Linked DNA regions of Homo sapiens: region 2 is linked to region 1. A link is a contact called in ENCODE Hi-C data. All regions are on one chromosome and are shown on one strand. Each heading gives the region's core, a stretch centred on a gene start or an enhancer-like site at or near the end of the contact. The rest is flanking DNA. Distances are from core to core; before and after follow the strand shown.

Evidence for each region. A loop is a pair of places that touch in the nucleus more often than their neighbours do. Pooled maps may share reads with other maps.
Region 2: a map with no recorded cell type shows a loop between it and region 1 (4-fold over the local background). The contact joins two enhancer-like sites. A Hi-C loop is called at or near these places in 4 of 37 single-sample maps with no recorded cell type and 2 of 50 pooled maps.

What each region holds. Positions count from the first base shown.
Region 1 is chr7:69,197,305-69,200,762 of GRCh38, forward strand. No RefSeq gene overlaps it. Among named protein-coding and RNA genes, the nearest start is that of CT66, 400 kb to the right of the region's middle. Within about 2 kb of position 1,872, at least 3 of the 41 ENCODE cell types and tissues checked have a DNase peak (open chromatin) inside an H3K27ac peak, as active enhancers do.
Region 2 is chr7:69,694,257-69,697,714 of GRCh38, forward strand. The region is part of intron 1 of AUTS2 (activator of transcription and developmental regulator AUTS2); the gene reads left to right. Among named protein-coding and RNA genes, the nearest start is that of AUTS2, 98 kb to the left of the region's middle. RefSeq lists an enhancer at 2,947-2,996. Within about 2 kb of position 1,920, at least 4 of the 41 ENCODE cell types and tissues checked have a DNase peak (open chromatin) inside an H3K27ac peak, as active enhancers do.

The DNA.
Region 1 (3,458 bases), core at 622-3,121:
AGAACTTTGGGATGCCAAGGGAGGAGAATCACTTGAGCCCAGGAGTTTCAGACCAGCCTAGGAAACATAGAGTGAGACCCATCTCCACACACACACACAAAAAAATACCTGGGCGTGGTGGCTTGCACCTGTGGTTCCAGCTACTCTGAAGGGTGAGGTAAGAGGATCACTTGCCCCTGGGAGGCTGAGGCTGCAGTGAGCCACGATCACATCACTATACTCCAACCTGGGCAACAGAGTAAGACCCTATCTCAAAAAAAAAAAAAACAGCAAAAAGGAATCTGACTACTTACACTTAAATTCTAGCTCTTGCACTTGCTAGCTGAGTGGTTTTGGCAAACAAGCCAACTTCTCTAAGCCTTAGTTTCCTCATCTGTAAAATAAGATCATTGTAAGAATTAAATTATGTATTCAATGCAAAAGCACTTAACATGATGTGGAGCATATAATAAAGGCTTAATAAATGTTGGCTATTTTTTGTTGTAGTTACTATTAATTCTTGGCCATAGGCTCCTCATGAATACTCCTTGTAAGGGTGTATCTTTCAAGGACAGGAAAATTCACTCACCTAGAAAGAAATGTTTAAAGCCTTTTGCCTGAGCCAGAAAAATCCAAAACATTTTCAAGACTGCCATGAAAACAAGGTAATTGGCAGTAGACTACCTGAAGATTTATTGAATCCACCAAGGCCACTGAAGAAAACTGAAATCTGAAAAAATTGGATCGAGATGCCAGCTGAGCACTTGCTTTGGTCACTCCTCATGCCCAGGAAAAAACAGAAAATCAATACTATTGCTAGAATATAAAAAAATGTACCATCAGCAGACCAGAAACTTTTAGGAATTCATAAAAAAGAGAGAGCAGATGTGCATAATCATACTTAGCTGATAATAATGTCAAATGGTAAAGCATTTTTGGGGGGCATTGGCTGCATGTATCAAAAATATTTAATACGCATGTTATTTATACTGTTTCCATAATAGAAATGTATCTTAAAGATGTATACTCAAACATGTACCCAAGAATTGTCTGTGTATATTTGTGTATAAGCATATTCACTAAAATATTTTTCTGTAATTGCAAAAAAAATAGAAACAATCAAAAGTTCTAGGAGTGGTCATCATTAAACAAATTATGAAATACTATGCAGCCATGAAAAATGATAAGGAAGCTTCATTTGTACTGACATGGAAAGTCATTTTTGAATATGTTCTCATTTTTTATTATTTCTTATTTCTTATTTATATTTAAAATTAGGTGATAAAAAGAAAGTTGCAGAAGATTGTGCAAACAATATGATGCCACTTCTGTAAAAATAAAGTCATATAGTCATAAGTAAACACAGATTATGTGTGTGTCCCTAAATGCATACAAAAAATCAGAATCTTACAAACCAACCTGTTAAAAGTGTTGTATCAGCCACATCCAGTAAGGAATTGGAAATCACAAAAGTTATTTGCATAGAAAGAATTTAATAAAAAGAAGTTATTAACTGGGTATAGAGTTGTTGACTAAGTAACTGGAAGTTACCATAGTGGTAGCAACTACACAAAGCAGTAAACACTCCCAGGACTCCCAAGGCTGGGGGAACAAAGAGAAGAGGCTGGAATCATTAAAACCTTGAAGCTTCGAAAAGGAGCTACTGTGGGGTTGGGACTCTAACCTCTAAGGAGAGGAGAATGATCAATGCTGGTGTCTCAGAGTGGGACATAATGAAGTTTGTCTGCAAACACCAGAGAAACTACAAACTGAATTCAGTCACTACTACCGAAAGGATTGGCCACCGCCGGAGTAAAACAGTGCTTCTTGGGTGGCACTTGGCAAGAACGGGAAGCAGAAGTCCAACAGAAGCAGACAGAAAGTTCACAAGAAGCACACAGGAAGTTCACAGAAAGCACACAGGAAATCCACAGCAAGATGACAGGAGGTCTACTAGAAGCAGACAGGACGTCCACAGGAAGCAGACAGGAAGTCCACCAGAAGCACACAGAAAGTCCACAGCAAAGAAACAGGAAATACATGAGAAGCACACAGAAAGTCCACAAGAGGAAGACAGGAAGTCCACAGCAAGCCAACAGGAGGTCCACAAGAAGCACACAGGAAGTCCACAAGAAGTACACAGGAAGTCCATAGGAACTCCACAGCAAGACAACAGGAGATCCACAAGACACACACTGGAAATCCACAGGAAGCAGACAGAAAGTCCACAAGAAGCACACAGGAACTCCACAGGAAGCAGAAAGGCAGTCCACAACAAGCCACAATGAGGTCCATCGGAAGTAGACACAAAAAATCCACAGGAAGAAGATAGGAAATCCACCATGGGCCAACAGGAGGTCCACAGGAGGCAGACAGGAAGTTCACAGGAAGCACACAGGAAATCCACAGCAAGTCAATAGGATAAGAAGCACACAGGAAGTCCACAGGAAGCACACAGGAAGTCCACAGGAAGCACACAGAAAAGAGTAATTACTTCCTCCTCTCCCCGTGCAGTCTCCCTCTAGCCCACCCTTGGCAGAGCCCTACAAAGCCAAATATGGTCTGCAGAGTCAGATCCCTACTCCAGGATTACAAAGAAGACTAAATACTAGAGTCAGTGACTCCATTCAGAGTCCCAGTGGTGAGGAGACTTCCTGAGGTCATGTTGACAAGACTTTGTTTGAGACTCCAGGCAGATGTATTTGCAAACTCTCAGAGAAGTGATGAGCAATTGCCTCAGATGCAATCCATGAAGCATTCTTCAGAAGCAAGCTAGGGCTGGAAGACAGTAACTCAATTACTAGAGGTGGCACTTCTCAAAACAGCATATATTTCCATTTTTGTGAAGCCGGAAGAGTCTTTTATGTTTAATTTTTATCAAGCTGTGAAATGAGGTTTTAGCTGTGGGTGTCTCATTGATGCCAGCCGTGCTCAGGAGGCTCTGTCTCTGGAGTGTCTTTAAAATCGTGCCCCTGCAGTGTCCCCCATAGGCAAGAGCACACAGCCCAGTTGAGATGGGAACTTTTTCCTTAAAAGTTTCCTCAGAAGGTTTTATCTTTCCTTACTATTTTTTTTTCTATTTCATTCATCCTATTATCTTAGGAAGCCCCATTCAGCAGCAGTGTCAGTGGCTCACCAAAAGCATGTCAAAATTAATAAAAGCTTCAGGGCAGCAAAATTGCCTTTTTGGCACTGAGGGCTGGTGGACACGTGTGTGTGTGTGTGTGCGCGCACATATGTGCATGTATGCATGTGAGTGTGTGCATGCGCGTGTGTCTGAAAGAGACAGAATATAAAAATAAGACTTACAGTTTTGCTTTTACAAGACACCTGAAAAATCCAACTAGGGTTTAAAAGAAAAAACAGCTCTTAAATTTACCTTAAAGAAATGCAGCTGATATACATCAAAATAATAATATTCTGTGAGTCTGCACCTTAAGCTTGAATCCAGTGTTGGGTTCATTTGCTTTTTTGGAAAG
Region 2 (3,458 bases), core at 670-3,169, 500 kb after region 1:
GACTCAGTGGGGGTAAGGATTAGGAATGTTTAATTTTTGAAAGCCCTGCAGGTAATTTTTTTTCTACTTTTTAAAAATTATAATTTTTATTTTCTTTACTGTTCTTTTAAGACATCCTGTTATAGCATCTGCAGGTGATTTTGATGCCCAGCCATGTTTGGGGAAAAAAGTTTGGGTTCTGAGTGAAAATAGAAAACGTAATGACATGGAAAGGAAGTCAGGGGATAAGAAAAGCTCTATGGCCAGCCATGGTGGCTCACACCTGTAATCCCAGCACTTTGGGAGGCTGAGATGGGCAGATGGCTTGGGCTCACGAGTTTGAGACCAGCCTAGGCAACATGGCAAAACCATGTTCCTATTCAGGAACAAAGAATAGATCACAAATTAAACTCTGTGGGTTTTCATAAGTGGAAAGTTGGCTTTCGTTGTTCTGTATTTGGGTGCTTAGTGGACAGGAGTTATCTAAAAGAAGTAATTATAGTTGTAATGCGGACCCTCAAAGTTGAAAGTAGATTGAAATCCATTATTTTACAAGGTGGCCTTACTATTTATAGTTTGACTGTAGGTATGGCAGTGAGAGATAAAATTACTTTTTCTAGCTTTGCAAAACGCCAAACGTCTTTGAAATTAAGAGTAAAAGGGGTTTAAAATATGTACTGCTTTATAAAGCAGGAAAACCCCACTGGAACATTTTGGGTGTTTACAGAAATGGGTATTCCATGGGAGAGAACGTGGTAACCTATGTTTTGTCATCATTTGTTTAATCACTGAAAATATATTAACAGGCCAGGCATGGTAGCTCATGCCTGTAATCCCAGCGCTTTGGCAGGCTGAGGTGGGAGGATTGCTTGAGCCCAGGAGTTTGAGATCAGCTTGGGAAACACAGTGAGACTCCATTTCTACAAAAAAAGAAAAAAGAAAAAAAAGTCACATGTGGTGGCACACCCCTGTGGTCCCAGCTACTTTGGAGGCTAAGGTGGGAGGATAGCTCGAGCCCCAGAGATCAAGGCCGCCGTGAACTGTGATCGCACCACTGCACTCCAGGCTGAGCAACAGATCAAGACTCTTGTATAAAAAAGAAAAAAAATTTTTTTAAAAATATAAATATAGATTAACAAAGTAACAGGGAATATAATATTTTCAGGTTGGTCATATAGAGGAAATACTATATTGTGTTATTCAGCTTAATAAAATATAAAACAAAAAAATTATTAACTGTTTGAAAAATTGTAGTCAGATATTTGATTAGGGGTAGGTCCTGATTTGGATGAATTTGAATCACATTCGACTAAATATTGTGCTTTTTAATACTCACTTTAAAAACAAAATTAATTGGGCAAATGTTCATATCCATTTTAAAAAACTATCCTCTTAAAACTAGATTGATAGTAGACATTAATAGGCTTGATGTTGTTTATAATATTTTGCTATATTTTAAGAGCATGCTTTTGTATATTTTCTGTTTTAGTGAAGCATTTTAAAAATGCCCCCCTCCCACAACTGCAGGAATAAATCTAACAGATTTTGACCAAAATTACTCTAATTTTGAATTTCTTGAAACTGGGTATGGAAACTAGACATTAAAAAAAATCTTTATTTTTAAGCACGGTTTCTTGGTCAGTAGCTTCTGTATTACGGGAGAACACAAGAAGGGGCCTTCTTGACACTCAAGAAATGCTCTTTTTCCATCTACAAATAGGAAGACACCCTTTGTGGTATTTTTGTTTTGTGGGCCCTGAATGAAAACGTATTATGATCAGTTTTAAAAATTGCTGCCCCTTTAATATCTGAATATATTCGTGGCTAGTGAAGCACATGCATCTGTCAGATCATGGGTGAGAATTCACTTTTCTTTTTGCGATTTCTCCAGCCACAAGGACAAATTTAGTTTTGCAGAGCAGTTTGACACCTCTAGAAGCCTGCGGTTAGCCTCGGTGCACCTCTAGCAGCTGCATAGGCTCAAGAGGACCTCTGTTCTTCCCTTTTTGGTTTGGTTACCTTACCCCTCCTCAGGGAAAGGCCAAGAGACTCAGCACTTCCTCCCCAAGTGAGTTTCCTTAGTAACGTCAGCCTTCTCTAATGCTGGCCAAGGGTGTCTTTGCTGGGCTGTTTTCCCTCCAAAATAGACTCACTGGGGTATAGAATTTTTTTTTTACGTGAAGGGTATAGAATTATTTTCAGAATAGCAGCAGGGTAATTAGGCTCATTGTTGACATGTCATTGAAGTCTCCATGTGACAAAATTGCTCCTCCCTCTTTGAGCACTCTGAATACTCTTACCCTCTTATCTCGATCTGCTCTTTAGAAATACCAGCAGATAATCTGGGAGAAGGCCACCATAGCCATGCACAGAGTGGGGAGAATGAGGAGATCTTTGCTGAATGTCTTTTAGTTGTTTGAGTTGGAGATAAATGCAGAATGACCTCCATTTTGCCCTAAGAACCTGACCTTCTTGTCACTTTGTGTAACATTAATTTTCTAATGTGTTCTGGTCAATTTGTAAAAAGATTTTTTTTCTAGTGTCTCAGCTGTTGGTTTGACTTTTGTATTTTCATTGGTAAAATATGTATGTCTTTGCTGTGAGCAGAGAGAAACAGATTAATAAAAACCACTGAACCAGCATTGCATATGTAATTAATTAACACCACCAGGAAAGCTGGTTCATGGTTGTGTGTAAACTTATTTCCAAACATCTAAAAAACGTTTAGAGTTATCTTATTCAGTTGTCTCACTTCTAAGGGATAGGTTAGGAAGCTGTAACGTATGTGTATGCACAGAAACTGTTGGACAATGATTCTCAAACTTTACTTTTCATTAAAATCGTCTGGAGGGCTTATTAAAATGTAGATTGCTAGACCTCATCCATAGTTTCTGATTCAGTATGCCTGGGTGGGGCCTTAAAATTTGCATTTCTCATGTGGCCCCAGGCATTGCTGATGCTACTAGTCCAAGGACCTTACTCTGAGAATCAGTTTTAGGATGTAGATCTTATGTTCCTCTTTGCCAAGGGCAAATGAACTGAATTGTATAGGCTTCCTTTTCTTTTACAAGAAGCATTGCCTCTTCTAAGTAGACATCCACCAAATATTTATGTACTGTATCCATGGTGCCATGCACTGAGCTAGGTGCACTGGGGATAAATAAAATGATCTCTGCCTTGGGGAACTCACAGTTGAGAGAGGATTAAATTAAGAAACCCACCAATCGTGATTCAATATGAGAAGTGCTGTGGTGATGTCAGGGGTAGGCTTTCTAGATTTGCTATGAGGTGCAGTCTGAGCTTTTTCTCAGACTGTCTTAGCTTTATACCTACAGAAATAAGTGAAAGAAAATGAATCTTCTGCAGCTTAGGATTTTGTTAGTGCTCAGATCAGTTTCCTCTCGTCCTTGACTTTGGGCATCCCAAGCTCTGTATTCAGACACTCCTGAACTGGCATTGTGAGCTCTCCACCCCAGCTT